Regions from separate parts of the Homo sapiens genome. Here region 1 is linked to region 2. A link is an interaction called in ENCODE POLR2A ChIA-PET data of the cell type or tissue named here. Cell type or tissue: Panc1. All regions are shown on one strand.

What was found. Peaks named below come from ENCODE experiments on the same cell type or tissue, not always from the same donor. Only the 100,000 strongest peaks of a DNase experiment are listed, where the experiment ranks them.
Region 1: POLR2A ChIA-PET joins it to region 2 with 21 read pairs; 2 of 35 experiments call an interaction of 5 or more read pairs at or near these places.

The regions. Positions count from the first base shown.
Region 1 is chrX:70,398,069-70,406,068 of GRCh38, reverse strand. It overlaps KIF4A (kinesin family member 4A), which reads right to left. Exons shown (of 31, transcript NM_012310.5): 23 at 3,374-3,503; 24 at 2,035-2,205; 25 at 1,247-1,354; 26 at 164-241. Among named protein-coding and RNA genes, the nearest start is that of GDPD2, 21 kb to the left of the region's middle. RefSeq lists a silencer at 3,270-3,492. In Panc1, no CTCF peak of the experiment used is centred here; no DNase peak of the experiment used is centred here.
Region 2 is chrX:70,162,862-70,170,861 of GRCh38, reverse strand. IGBP1 (immunoglobulin binding protein 1) reads right to left here. Exons shown (of 7, transcript NM_001551.3): 7 at 4,538-5,029. The coding sequence ends at 4,881. Among named protein-coding and RNA genes, the nearest start is that of DGAT2L6, 11 kb to the left of the region's middle. In Panc1, no CTCF peak of the experiment used is centred here; a DNase peak (open chromatin) is centred at 3,446.

The sequences.
Region 1 (8,000 bases), 240 kb before region 2:
AACTTATGTTTATTCCACTTTGAAATGCATATGTCACATGGAAACTAAATGTAGACCTCATGAAATAAAGCCAAGTCACCACAATGGGGGTTGGTCCCAAGAGCTGGCCTCAGTAGCAACGGGGTCTCTTAGGGCTTATCAAGTGGGTGGGAAACTGTATTACCTGCTTGATGATTTCATTCTCTCGGAGAAGCTGCTGATTTTGCTCACACACTTCTCGCATTTTCTCAAGTTCTTCATCCTATTTCCAGATAGTGCAGTGATATATGGGGTTATTTTGGGCACTACATGTGGGTTACCAAACAACTCACATAGATGAAAACATACTGCTGCCAAGTTGCTGGCAGCAGATGGTTTTTGCACAGCAGGCACTGGCACCCAGAAAAATGTCTGATTCCCAGTTCCTAGGTGCCCTGAATGCCACTTCCATTCCAATGCTCCCCAGCAGCTCTGACCACATTCATAGGAACCGTGGACTCTGCCCGACAAGCCTTCCTTATTCTTTTCCATTCCTTAGCTTCATATCCCTTATTCACATTCGGATGCTGATTAAGAAACCCGCAGAAACTTAGCTCTATTTTCTTGAAGTCTATAGATGCTTCTCTTTACCCTTCTCAACATAGACTAGGCAGTTTACTTGCTACTTTAGTAAGCCTGACCGAACTACCTGGCACCTAAGACACCCAGATTCATGCATACAACCTTAACTAGTTTGCTTATGTCTTAGATGGAAGGTGCCAAGGAAACCCTACAGACTGGTGGTTCAGGAAAAAGATTCTAAGTTAGACTAAAATAGTGCTACAACATGCCACTAAAGGGTGTGGTGTTCCTAGCCTCTGGAAGAAATTCAGACCCCAGGCATTTTACAAATATGTCAGGTCTCAGCACAGAAGAACAAGCTCTTCATACCATTTGAATGGCCCTAGGATTCTAAGTAACTACTGGATGATTTCACTTCCTCAACTCTTTAGAGCTCAGGGTTGACGCCAAGAACCACAAGGCCTCAGAGTCTGATATGGAGTATGTGCTGCCATTTTGGTACCCAAAATGAGGTTATTCCTATATATGGCTACACTCTAAGCACCCCTAACCTGATCAAATAGGGCCTAAAAGCAGTAGAGGCTACCATTATAAATACTTTTTCCAGTAGTTAATTACTCTCTGCTGCAAGTACAAGGGTCTAAATGAGACAAGATTCTCAGTTAGTACTGTGAAACTCATCTCTGGAGACCTCTCGTGATCATACCTGACACTTCAGTGTGCTCAGCAGCTGCTGTTCCTTTTCACTGACTGATTCCTCTAACTGCTTCTCTGCCATTTGGCTTTGCTGCAGCTGGCTGAGAAGGTACAGCACCTAGAGAAAGACACGATCCAATGGGTGGTAACAAAGGTACCAAGGGGAAAAAGAAATTTTGACTTAGTTCAAGCAGTGATCCAGGTGACTGCTCTCTTGTGATTTAGAAGTAAACTGTTCTCATTTGCTGTCATGGCATGAAGTAGTAAGTACAGCATGGATGTTTCTCAGCATAGTTTTTTTTTTTCTTTCTGTTGCCCAGGCTGCAGTGCAATGGCACGATCATGGCTCACAGCAACCTCTGCCTCACGGGTTCAAGCGATTCTCCCACTTCAGCCTTATGAGTGGCTGGGATCACAGGTGCACACCATCACACTCAGCTAATTTCCTGTAATTTTTTGTAGAGATGGGGTTTCACTCTCCTGGACTCAAGCAATCTGCCTGCCTTGGCCTCCCAAAGTGCTGGGATTACAGGCACGAGCCACCACGCTGGGCCTGTTTCTCAGCATGTTAATATTGTTAATATTCATATTTAAGTTGGAAACCCAGAGCCATTGTCACTGGTATGTATAAAGTTAGACAAGTCACGTCTCTGCTTCAGGTTTCTTTTTATTTGCAAAATTTAGAAAAGGCCACGTGGACTTTTGAAAGAAATTTCATATCCCCACTTTTTTTTTAAAACTAACAATACAAGGCAATGATAGTTTCACAGTATAGCTTCTTGACTTGCTAGAGTTTACCTTCTCTTGGTGCTGTTGCTCCATTCTGACCAGCTCAGCTTGTAACTCTGTCTCTATCTCGGCAAAATGATTTCGTTCCTCAAACAGCATCTTCTGCATGTCAGCACAGCTGGTCTTGCTCTGTTTCAGGCTGCTTTCAAGTTTGCTGACCTGTATTTTGGAGGAGACCAGCTGGAAGGAATAAAAGAAGATCAGTTTATTTGAAGAATGACCACCTTTCTTTCCCCCTTTCAACAGGCAGGATAATGTCAGCTTTCTTGAAAGGGTCTGAGAAAAATTCCTCCATGTTCAAGTCTATTCTTATTTTTTCATGTCATATGGATTCCAACATTGAATAGTAAATATACTATTGTTCTATTCCCAGGCCAAGAGTCCACATTTCTGCTGAGACATGTATCTTGGGGCTAGAAGCCACTGCTAAGGCCATTTTATTTCTTGCTCTGCCTCAAGGCAAGAATAAAGCTAACCCGAATAGTATCTGACAATTACAAATTCTGATATTTAAGAAGTTCTTCCTTAATTTTTAAGCAAAATCCACAGGACACACCCTTATGGCCAATTATGTCCCATTTCAGAATGTCTATATTCACATGTTAGAACTTGTAGACTGAGACTGCAGATCTGGCTCTTCAGGCTACATATCCTACACTGGCCTAGTTTTACATTCACTACTAGCCCAGATGGTGAACATCATAAGTACCAGTGTTCACAAGACTGATCAAGATTTCCTTAGTAGAACAAATCTGCTAAGCTAACACAAAAATGTATAAAGGGTAGCATTGTTTAAACTTGTGGGTTTGGAGTTTGTATGCTTATCTTGAGTGAAAATGCTTCAATCACCAGAGGCAATCAATTTTCATTCCTCTTGTGACAACGTAAGGTGACATATCATTTTAAGGTCAGCAAAGATGGCTTTTCCCTAAAATGAATCTTTATATGTCAAAAGATGCTTAGGTTTTCCCTTTTCTAGACTGGATCTTAAATTTTTGAATATACATCTCATAGGGGTTTTAAAAAGTAGTACAGTATAACAGTTGATGTTTAGCCAGTGACCCACTATGGCATTCTGGTCTTTCCTAATAACAACAGCTAACACGCATTCAGCACTTGCTATAGGCCAGTCACAACGGGCATCAATTTGTGAGTCATATTATATTTTTGTAAGTGACTGGCCTGTACTTGCTTACACCAACCTTTATCTACTAAACTCTCTAATGTTAGTGTTATTAGGGTTTCTACCATGAAAAGTGGCAATAACACTTTGACAATATTTCAAGGCTAACATCCCATTTCAACCTACACAGCCAGCCTCCTAACTGCTGGTTAGAGTGATGTTTACCTCTCCAATCAAATATTTCAGGGCACACTTGGCTTCCAGAATGGTGGCAATATTCTCCCAGCGTTGTTTTGGTCTGTCTTCACTTTCTGCATCCAGCAGCTTCTGCTGTAGGTCAGCAATCTGAGCACTCCTTCAGGGAAAGAAACAGTAAGCCTTATTGCAAGTAGCCTGAACATCAAGAAGGGGGAAGAGCTCTGAGGAGAAACTTCAAATAATTTTATGGATGGAGCTATCAGTTAAATATCATTTAAATAATGTTTAAGTCATCTGGTTAGGATTTTACATAGTATCGCAAATCTTGTAACAAAGGGACTCTAAGAGACTATTTAAATGGTTTTATTCCATTAAATACTGGTTGAAATAAATGGGTCATAAAGTGGGACTTGGAAAGACTTATCACAGTAAGGCTTTTGTTGTAGTGGATTAAGTATAATATGTTACTTTGTCTTGAGGCCATATAAGCTCAGACTGTGACATGATGGTCCACCCATGCAAGGATAAGATTCAGGTTGGAGACTTGAAGGAAAAAGCTCAAAAGAACAGGTAGATATGCTCTTTACTACAATCAAGTACCAAAATGATACCCATGGCTGGCATTGTGAGAGGTTATCTTGATGTGCCTGCCACAAGACCGAGAAGTTTCTAAGAAGACTAGATATTCTGACCCTGGTTATAGCTTCTGGGTACTTTCTGATCAAGTATGTCCTAGACCAAAATCTACACAGTATTTCAGTTTAATTAATAGCTTTCTTCTCAAATTTCTTCTGTGTCTAGTGAGAAAGAGTATACCAGCATGTGCTTCATATGCAGTGATAAGTTTGGTACTATAAGGAAGATGGGTATGAAAATAATCTAAGACTGTAGTTCTCAAATTTTGGGGTTTCAGGACCCCTTTACACCCTTAAAAATTATTGAAGACATCTAGGACATTCTGTTCACATGTGTTATACCTATAGAGATTTATAGTATTAGAAAGTACAACTGAAAAAAATTTTAGCTGGGCGCAGTGGCTCACACCTGTAATCCCAGCACTTTGGGAGGCCGAGGTGGGTGGATCACCTGAGGTCAGGAGTTCGAGACCAGCCTGGCCAACCTGGTGAAACCCCGGCTCTACTAAAAATACAAAAATTAGCCAGGCGTGGTGGTGGGTGCCTGTAATCCCAGCTACTTGGGAGGCTGAGGCAGGAAAATCACTTGAACCCGGGAGGTGGGGGTTGCAGTGAGCCGAGATCGTGCCATTGCACTCCAGCCTGGGAGACAGAGCAATACTCCATCTCAAAAAAAAAAAAAATTAATTCACTTAAAAATCATAAACCTAGGCTGGGCGAGGTAGTTCACGCCTGCAATCCCAGCACTTTGGGAGGCCGAGGCAGGCAAATTATGAGGTCAGGAGATCGAGACCATCCTGGCCAACATGGTGAAACCCTGTCTCTACTAAAAATACAAAAATTAGTTAGGGGTGGTGGCGTGTGCCTGTAATTCCAGCTACTTGGGAGGCTGAGACAGGAGAATTGCTTGAACCAGCAAGTCGGAGGTTGCAGCGAGCTGAGATTGTGCCACTGCACTCCAGCCTGGCGACAGAGCAAGACTCCATCTCAAAAAAAAAAAAAAAAAAATCATAAACCTATTGGCGGGGCGCGGTGGCTCACTCCCGTAATCCCAGCACTTTGGGAGGCTGAGGCAGGTGGATCACCTGAGGTCAGGAGCGAGACCAGCCTGGCCAACATGGTGAAACCCCGTATCTACTAAAAATACAAAAAATTAGCTGGGCCTGGTGGCAGGTGCCTGTAATCCCAGCTACTTGGGAGGCTGAGGCAGGAGAATTGCTTGAACCCAAGAGGTGGAGGTTGCAGTGAGCCGAGATCACGTCATTGCACTCCAGCTTGGGTGACAGAGTGAGACTCTGTCAAAAAAACAAAAACAAAAAAAAAACATAAACCTATTATACATTACATATTTTCTGAAAAGTAGCATTTTCTGAGATAATAAATAGTAAGAAAAGGAATTATTTTACACTTTTGCAAATCTCTGTAATGTCTGGCTTAGTTGAAGACAGCTGGATTCTTATGTCTCCCTCTGTATGCAATCTTTTGTGACATGTTGTTCTAGTTGATGTAAATGAAGACAATCTGGCCTCACATGAATATGCAGATGGGAAAAGGAGTATTTTAATAGCCTTTTCAGATAACTGCAAATAGTCTTCTTTGAGACTACACTAAAACTCAACAAGCGGTACCTCCTTAAGAGTTAGTTGCAACCCAAATGTCCAACAATGATAGACTGGATTAAGAAAATGTGGCACATATACACCATGGAATACTATGCAGCCATAAAAAATGATGAGTTCACATCCTTTGTAGGGACATGGATGAAATTGGAAATCATCATTCTCAGTAAACTATCGCAAGAACAAAAAAACCAAACACCGCATATTCTCACTCATAGGTGGGAATTGAACAATGAGATCACATGGACACAGGAAGGGGAATATCACACTCTGGGGACTGTTGTGGGGTGGGGGAAGGGGGGAGGGATAGCATTGGGAGATATACCTAATGCTAGATGATGAGTTAGTGGGTGCAGCGCACCAGCACGGCACATGTATACATATGTAACTAACCTGCACAATGTGCACATGTACCCTAAAACTTAAAGTATAATAAAAAAAAAAAAGAGTTAGTTGCAATGTTGAATCTGAAACTTATTAATAAACTTTGTTGTTGTTGTTGTTGTTTTTATTTTATTATTATTATACTTTAAGTTTTAGGGTACATGTGCACAATGTGCAGGTTACATATGTATACATGTGCCATGCTGGTGTGCTGCACCCAGTAACTCATCATTTAGCATTAGGTATATCTCCTAATGCTATCCCTCCCCCCTCCCCCCACCCCACAACAGTCCCCAGAGTGTGATGTTCCTCTTCCTCTGTCCATGTGTTCTCATTGTTCAGTTCCCACCTATGAGTGAGAACATGCGGTGTTTGGTTTTTTGTCCTTGCGATAGTTTACTGAGAATGATGATTTCCATAAACTTTTTTATATTCTCTCATATTAAAATTCATCAGTCTATCTTGCAATCTGAATGGCTCATTTACGAATACATCATTCTATAAAGTGCCATTTGGACAATATTACTCCAGAGTCATGCAGATCTTCCAAATGTTAACACATTTCATTCTATAAAATATATATTTTTAAAATCACACTTGTTAATATCACTACTGGTCTTATCAGAAAAGTTATGAAAAACTGTCAAGTTCACAGTGGCAGATACAAGTTTTCCAAATCCAAATTTTGCTTGAAAGCTCACATTTTGTCTTAGGTAACAAACACTGTCAGCTGTTTTCCTTAAAGCAACAGGCTCGCTCTATTCTTTTTGAGAAAATGTCTGCCAAGTAACCAAGTCTTAATAACCACAGTTTGTCTGTCAGTTGTTCATTTAAGTAAAAATGATGTCCCATGAAAAAAGAGGCCTATTGAGCTCACACCTCAAACAATCGCAGTGCTTTTCTTGAGACGACCATCATATTCAGCATGCAGTAGAAGTGCTTTCTGTGTTCTTCCTGTTTCGTCACACAGGATGTAACACAGACATGAACTCCAGGGTCCAGATTTAGTAAAATCAACAACTTTTACTGCTTTCGCAACACCATTCTTAATTAAGACTGGCTTGTTTTTTTAAAACCTGAGAGTATATAGTGGTGAAGCATACAATGACTACTAGTTCAGGTTGGTGCCACTGCTTTCATTCAGCCTAGGGTGTCAGCACTTTAGCCCACTATGGCTTTTGCATTTTCAGTGCAAATTCCAATGTAGCAAAAAAGGCAAATAATGCCTTAATATTATTATGAAAATAGTTTTGATCACTGGCTCATGAGCTCCCCAGTAATCTGCGGCCCACACTTTGAAAACCCTGGTCTAATGTAGAGTCCTTTCCTTCAACAAGCTTACAGTCTGTCTTTAGAATGACAAAATTAATAAACATAAAACAATAAACATAAAGATAACATGTCAGCAGTATGTCATAATTGAGTATCATAAGTTCTGAAAGAGTTTAGAGAACAAGGAAGATTAGTGAGGGATTAAAAAGTCAGGGAAGGCTTCTGGAAGAGGTGGGGCACAACACTTCAGAGTTGTCACCTATCATTGGCCCTTTCCTGTCTTCTCTGACAATTCGTGTCCCTTATCTATTCCAAAATGTAGTTTAAGTCTCATCAGTTCTAAAAAAATTCTCCTAACTAAACTCACCTCTAATTCCTTCTACTTGGCACCAGCCCTACATTTACATAATCATTTACTTACGCATATGGTATGTAGGTAAATTTTTAATAACCAGCACTTAAAAAGCCAGCCCTTGGCTGGGCACAATGGCTCACACCTGTAATCCTGGAACTTTGGGAGGCCAAGGCAGGCCGATCGCTTGAGGCCAGGAGTTCGAGACCACCCTGGCCAACATGGTGAAACCCTGTCTCTACTAAAAATACAAAAATTAGCCAGGCATGGTGCCATGTGCCTGTAATTCCAGCTACTTGGGAGGCTGAGACATGAGAATCACTTGAACCCAGGAGGCAGAGGCTGCAGTGAGCCAAGATCGCGCCATTGTACTCCAGCCTGGGCAAGAGTGA
Region 2 (8,000 bases):
TCCACTGCGGGTTGAGTGATGCGAGGGCCCCAGGAGGGGTAGATTTCTGAGTGGGGTTTGCCCCTAGTGAGCAGGTCTCAGACTGTCCCTGAAGGGGCCAGCAGGAATTTTTGCTCAAAACTTGGACAGAGAAAGGGAAGGGGTTATCCCCAGAGCAGTGTACCACCAGGATGTATTTCCTACCTTCATATGTCCTCAGGCCAACCTGGAATCCAGGCCCAGCTCAACCACTTAGAGCTTAGTGATCTTTGGGAAATCTCTTCTCTAAACCTCAATTTCCTCATCGACAGACTGAGACTATAATAGTATCTCCCTTGGGTGTTGTGAGGATTAGAAATACTGTATGTAAAGCTCCTAGTATATAGTAGGTGCTTAATACACAGTAGCCATAATTTTTATTCCTGCTACCACACTGGACTAGGCCAGCCTAAGACATTGCTCACTTCTACTCTCTTTGAGGGATTTGTTGCCAGTTGGAACAAGACACTGAAATCTAAGACTTTGCCCATCATCTTTTCACATACATTTGTCAAAGGTGGCCTGGCAGGCAGATATGTAAAAACTGGTTCCCAGTTTTCACTGTGCATAGTTCTTTTTTTTTGCTGGTCATTTCAGCACATGAAGAAAAGCATGTCACAAACCTCTTGGCTGGTGGTGAGATCTAGAAGACTGATTGAGAAAGCATCGGAGGAGCAAGGGTTTAAGTCGTGAACTGCTGAATTTAAAAAAAAAAAAAAGGCCGGGCACGGTGGCTCATGCCTGTAATCCCAGCACTTTGGGAGGCCAAGCAGGAGGATCACTTGAGCCCAAGAGTTCGAGACCAGCCTGGGCAACATGGTGAAACCCCATCTCTACAAAAAATACAAAAATCAGCAGGGTATGGTGGTTCACACCTGTAATCTCAGCTACTTGAGAGACTGAGGCAGGAGGATCGCTTGAACCCAGGAGTTTGACACCAGCCTGGGCAACACAGGGAGACCCCTTCTCTATTACCAAAATTAAAAAAAAAAAGCATCCCCTCCTCCGTCCCTCCAGCTTACCAACAGCCTGCTGCTCTTACTCGTCACTCTTGTGTCGTGTCTTATAACTGTTCAAAGTGCTTTTGCCTATATGATTTCATTTGCTCCCCACCCTGGCCTGTGAGGTAAGTAGGGCAGATATTGGCTGCCATCTCAGAGGGGCTAAGACAGTGACAGAGCTGGGACTAGAACCCACGCCTCCTTGTGATGGACAGAAACGAACCGTGCCCTGTTGACTTGCACCTTTGATGAGTGGGTTAAAAGGAATCTGTGAGGAAATGATGCACAGGTTTTGGGGACAGCTGTTTTGCAAGGAGACAGTGACAACAATACCCTATTGCTGTAGCGTGCCCAACAGAGACAGGTGGCTATGCTCCTGTTGTGCTAATGAGCAAACTGCAGGCGCAGGGTCAGCGGAGGAGGACTTTCTGGGGTTTGGGTGACACAGAGAGGCGGTTTTACAGAAGACTTTGCCTGGGGCCACCCAGCTTGGGAGTGGCAGAGCCCCCAGAATTGAGACTTTGACTCAGGACTCTAACTCCAACTTCTTGGGTTTGAAGTCAGCTCATTTCTCCCCTTGCCCTTTCTCACAGGGGTGTTGAGAGGAACAAGAGTGGAAAGGACAAATCAGTGTGTAACGGCATTAAAGGAAATAGTGCCTAGCATTCTCCTCTTCCAAATCTAATTGGCCTCCACGTGAGGGCCGCAGAGAGCAAATACTTTGGCTAAGCTGATCTGTTTGCGTGCTCTACTTCTTAGCTGTGTGAAGATATCAGATCTTGCTTGACAGGTTGTGAGAATGAAATAAGCAGCATATGTGAAAGTGTTTTGCAAACTATGAAGCAGTACTATCATTGAGAACTTTAAGAGTCTTTGCTTCCGGGAATCCAGCAAACCCAGCTCACTCTAGGACCCTGAAAGAACTCGCCTCTGGTGGGAGTAGAGAAGGTGGTGCTTTTTTGGTTTCTCCGGCCTTCAGGCAGACAGAACTGGGGAGGAAAATGGAGGAAGATGAGCTTGCTCACCACCTCCGTCTTCTTATCCCCCAGCTGAGGGGGCAGTGGCGGGGGAGCTGGCATAACCTTTGCTTTGGTGAGTCAGCTAAGAAGGAATTTCTAGAGCTCCACTGATGTAGACATGGTTGTTTTAGTTTGGATTTCTAAAGCTGCTCCTCTTTGAAGCAGCTTTAAGACACAGCTAAAAGCACAAGCAATTGGGAAGCACATGGAAAATGACAGCAGCATAACATCTTACTAGTGTGAACTTGAAGAAATCAAGTTTCGCAGGGTCATTGTATTAATAGTGTGGGAAAGTGCCTGGCACATACCAGGGGCCCAATATCTGTCCATTTCCTTTCCCTTCTCAGTGGACAGACTGCAGTCACTAAGCTAACAGAAAGCACTTACTCTTCAGTTGCCTGAGTTTACAGATAATAGGTGCCATTATTCATTTAATCCTCACAGCCCCAGGAGACAGCTTATCTACATACACCGAAGAAAAGGCAGCTCAGAGTCTTATTGCCCAAGGTCACGTCACACAGCCTGCAATTTTTGATTTTCTTATTTTTTAGTTTTGGGGGTGCATAGGTGTATATATTTATGGGGTACCTGAGATGTTTTGATATAGGCATGCAATGCATAACAATCACATCATGAAAAATGGGGTATCTATCCCCTTAAACATTTCTCCTTTGTTACAAATTATACACTTTTATTTTTAAATGTACGATTAAATTATTATTGACTATAGTCGCCCTGTTGTGCTGTCAAATAGTGGGTCTTATTCATTATATTTTTTTGTATCCATTAACCATCCCCATCCCCACCCCAGTACCCTTCCCAGTCTCTGGTAAATCTTCTACTCTATCTATCTCCATGAGTCCAATTGTTTTGTTAGTTCCCACAAATAAGCGAGAACATGCGAAGTTTGTCTTTCTGTCAGCCTGCAATTTTTAAAGCCAGAATTCAAACCCACCTTGTCTGGTTTGCCTGTTAGATATCAGGATGTGTGAAGCTGTTTAACTGAGCTGGGCCTCCTGGAAGGCCCAATCTTCAACGGACTTGGACCAAGAGGTAACTCCAACCTGGCCCATTTGGGAATAAACTCAGGGTGGAGTTTCAAAAACAGGAAATAGGCCATTGCTAGAGGCAGGCTGGCAGCCACTGGAAGAGAGCGGAAAATGTTGCTTTCCAAATCCTTGGGGGATTTAATCTGTGCTCTCCCAGTTTCAGGAGCTTATGTTGTGAGGGTGAGATGACTCCTCATTAAGCAGTATACAAATAGATTATTGGTAGTCTTCTGTCATCTCCCACGAAACACAACCTCCCCCTCATCACCTGACAGCCCTCCACTAACCACCCTATAAACAAGAGGGAACTGAGTCTCCTTTTCAAACACCTCTCCTAAGCTAGACTGCAGAAGCTGGGAGGGCTGAGTCATCTTCCTCTTGAAAGAAAACCCGTGTAACAAAGCCACAGAAGTATGCTTTCTGTGCATATCATTTGTTTCAACACATGGCTGCTTTTATAGGATGCCAACGCAAGAGCTGAGGACACTGTCTTCTCTGTTCCCCAGAAAGTAGGTACCCTGCAGTGTCATCTGTACTGTCCCCCTCCTCCACACCCATTATCTGCGTGACTGCAGGCACCTCACTAAGCAGCCAAACGACCACCACAGCACATTTACCCAGGCCATTAGTTTGGATTGTGCCAAGTATCTCACAGCATAGGCAAGAAGGGCCAATTGAAGAGTTAGGATGGCTGGGTGCGGTGACTCACGCCTGTAATCCCAGCACTTTCGAGGCCGAGGTGGGTGGCTCACGAGGTCAGGAGTTCGAGACCAGCCTGACCAACATGGTAAAACCCCGTCTCTACTAAAAATACAAAAATTAGCTGGGTGTGGTGACGGGCGCCTGTAATCCCAGCTACTTGTGAGGCTGAGGCAGGATAATTGCTTGAACCAGGGAGGTGGAAGTTGTAGTAAGCTGAGATCACGCCATTGCATTCCAGCAACAGAATGACACTCGTCTCAAAAAAAAAAAAAAAAAAAAAAAAAAGGCTATGGCCTGAGGCTACTCTTCACCCTAAGGGATATATGGTAAACGCATGAGAGTAAAGGCTCTGGCCTCAGATACATACACAAGGATGACTTTTAAGAGTGCCTCCTCTATCTCTCATTTCTTCTGGCCAAGCTAGGACGAGGTAGATAGGACTGGGAAGTAGACTACATCCCTTTGCGGTCCATTCACCTTACAGCTATAGTTTCTGAGAATAGTGCTGTGTACCAGGGAAAGCTCTGGTTTTTATGATCTCCCCTTGTAGAGTGCTGGATTGCTTCATGGTGCAGGGTGCTACTTATATGGCTTCATATCATATGCCCAGTAGGAAGGAGAATGCCTGGGCAGATCTGATGCTGGACCAATTCACTGCCCACATCAAAGGGCATCTCCCCATAAGCCCAGAGACCCACAGCTAAATGTCCCCACTCCCCCGGCAAAAAAAAAGCAGCTGATAGCCATATTTCTGTACAGGCTCATATAATAGAGGGGACTTTTATTATTTTTTCAGAGAATTCGGATAGCCATAGATTATACAGAGCCATTTCTCAGCACTCTTTTCCTTCCACTTAAGAAGCTGGAATACAACATGATGAGGATGATGCCAAAACAAGACTGCTGGTTCATATCATCTAGGGTACAAATACACACTTAATCACTTGACACTTTACTGAATGCAAAGCAAGATTTAGCATCTTTGCCCTCGTTGTACAGAGCTGAAGCAGGAGACCAGGGAGGGGAGGACTGCATGGTTTTCCTTGGCAGGGGAGTTGTGCACCCTGCAGTCCTGTGGTGTTGTGGGAAGATCAGCCCATGTTCTGTCGGTTCCCATAGCCCCTAGGATGGGTGTCCTTCCAGTCATCCCACTCCCGGGCTCTGTGGAGTGTTTGTTCATCATCCTCTTCCTCCTTTTCTTCTTGTTCTTCCTGTTGCTGAGCTGCTTTTCTGAATTCCTCTAAAGTGGAAAAATTAGAAAGGGAGGTGAGAAATTGAGGGAATGTTAATAAGTAACGTCAGGGGCCTCAGTTCCACTCTGAGCACAACCACATGCAATGAGAACAGGAATACAGCCAGCTGCCTACCCTGAGCCCGGCGGAAGCGGGGAGAGAACTTGCATTACCTAATATATCGCATGTTAAAAAATAGTACGAAAGGATGCTCTAAGTGGTTTCCACAAGAAGGCAAAAATCATAAAAGGTGCCCCTCAGAATGAATTCTATTTTGGAAGAGAATTCTTGCAAAAATGGCCAACACCCACCCCCCCCAAGCCCCTAAACAAAAACATTACCACCACCATCAAACAACCCCTGCAATCCAAAAACAGGAAAGAAAAAATATTTATGAATTTGTGATTTGTGAGTTGCCAGGGGGGTGGGATTGCAGTTGACGTTTCCTCCTCCATCCATTTCCTTTACTATAGTCATACATAAGTTTTTGTGCATAAAATTGAAAATCACAGGGCAGTTGGACCTACCAGAAAAGAATGCCTACGTATTATTTTGCAGTGCTTGAAATAGGCTCTGAGGTCCAAATGGCATTTATCATGCAGTGTACACCCAAAAGAAATTAAACCAACTGCTGCATCTCTTTTGCATTTTTTTTCCTTTGTGAGGTAAAGCAGCATTTTCCTGGCTACTCTGACTTTGCTCATGAGAAATAGTCTCATTACTATGAATGAAATGTGTGGGGATCTGATCTCTTCTAACAGCTCAGGAGTCTTTTTTTCTGAGATAGGGTTTCTCTCTGTTGCCTAGGCTGGAGTACAGTGGTGTGATCATGGCTAACTGTAGCCTCGAACTCCTGGGCTCAAGTCATCCTCCTGCCTCAGCCTCCCGAGTAGCTGGAACCACAGGCATGAACCACCACACTTGGCTAATTTTTACATTTTTTGTGGAGACAAGGTCTTCCCCTATGTTGCCCAGGCTGGTCTCGGCCCTCCCAAAGTGCTGGGGTTACAGGCGTGAGCCACCTTGCCTCGTTCTTTTCTTTTAAACCCTTTACTATAAAATAAAACATGGTGGAAACCACACAAGTACATATAAAACAAATTTTTGTAAGGAGGCCTTATAGCCTCCACTCAGGTCAAGAAACAGATCTCCTGTATCCACCCTAAAAGCCTCTCTGTGTACATTATACAAATCAACTCTCCTCCCCTGCAAAAGTAACCTCTATACTGCTTTTTATAGTAATAACTTCCTAGAGTTCATCACAGCTTTATCACCCAAGTGCATACCACTAGACACTGTAATTGTCCATTTGTACATTCATTTTTTTACTCAATGTATTTTTTAGTACAGAGTTGTGCAACTATCACCACAATCCAATTTAAAAAATTCTATAACCCCAAAAGATCCCTTGTGCCCATTTACAGTTAATTCCCATTCCTTCCCTCCCTGCCCCCAGCTCCTAGAACCATGAATCAACTTTCTGTCTCCATAGATGTGCCTATTCTGGACATTTCATACACATGAAATCAAAATCATGTAATCTGTGATCTTTTGCGGCTGACTTCTTTCACTTAGCATCATCACCTTTTTTTGTTGTTGTTGTTGAGACAGTCTTGCTCTGTCTCCCAGGCTGGAGAGCAGTGGTGCGATCTTGGCTCACTGCAACCTCCACCTCCCGGGTTCAAGTAATTCTCCTGCCTCAGTCTCCCGAGTAGCTGGGATTAAAGGTGCCTGCCACCACACTCAGCTAATTTTTGTATTTTTAGTAGACATGGGGTTTCACCACATTGGCCACGCTGGTCTCGAACTCCTGACCTCAAGTGATCTGCCTGCCTCGGCCTCCCAAAGTGCTGGGATTACAGGTGTGAGCCACTGCGCCTGGCCTAGCATCGTATTTTTGAGGTTAGCCTTGCCTATTTAAAAATGTTTTGATATCTTTTTAAATCTATGGGTTCCCCCTCCACCCCTTTCTTTCAAGTTATCTGTTGAAGAAGTTGGGGCATATGACCTGTAGAGTTTGTTTCCCAAAGACTGGATTTTGCTGATTGCATACTCATGATGCAGTCTAACATGTCCTCCTTTATTTTCTGCAGATTGGCAGCTGAATACAGAGGCTTGATTTGACTCAAGTTTGATCCCTTCAGCATGAATTATAATTATAGGTGGTGCTGCATTCCTTCATCAGGAGGCATGTAAATATCTCTGTCTCGTTGTAATGTTAGGAGCTGTTGATGCTCAATGCCGAGACCCATTCATTTATTGGGGGGTTTCAAAAAGGTGATACCCTTAATTTTAACTTTTTAAAATTAACTGGAATACTTTTACAAAGAGAGCCTTCCCCTCATCAACTACTATTTGGTTACCTAGTAGAAAAGATAAAATACTTGACTCTTTCCCTTTATTTACCATTTCTCAAGATATTGGGTTCCCTTATTAGCCTCTGAGGTTGAATAATTTGGTCTTGTTTTATAATATAATTATGGGCTGGGCACGATGGCTCACACCTGTAATCACAGCACTTTGAGAGGCTGAGGTGGGAGGACTGCTTGAACCCAGGAGTTCGAGATCATCCTGGGCAAGATGGCGAGACCCTGTGTCTACAAAAAAAATATTTATGACACTTATATTGGCTCAAAAAATTATAAAAAAGAAAAAAACTTTTAAAATCTGCCAGGCATGGTAGTGCATGGCTGTAGTCCTACTCACTCGAGAGGCTGAGGCAGGAGGATTGCTTGAGCCTGGCCTGGGCTCAGAGTGTGAGACCCACCTCTAAAAAAATAAAAATATATATATATAATTATGAACTTAGAGATTTAAACATATCTGGTGAGTTTCAGCCAGTTGCAACTATTATTATTATTTTTGAGACAAAGGAGTCTTGCTCTGTCACCCAGGCTGGAGTGCAGTGGTGTGATCTTGGCTCACTGCAACCTCCGCCTCCTGGGCTCAAGCGATTCTCCTGTCTCATCCTCCCGAGTG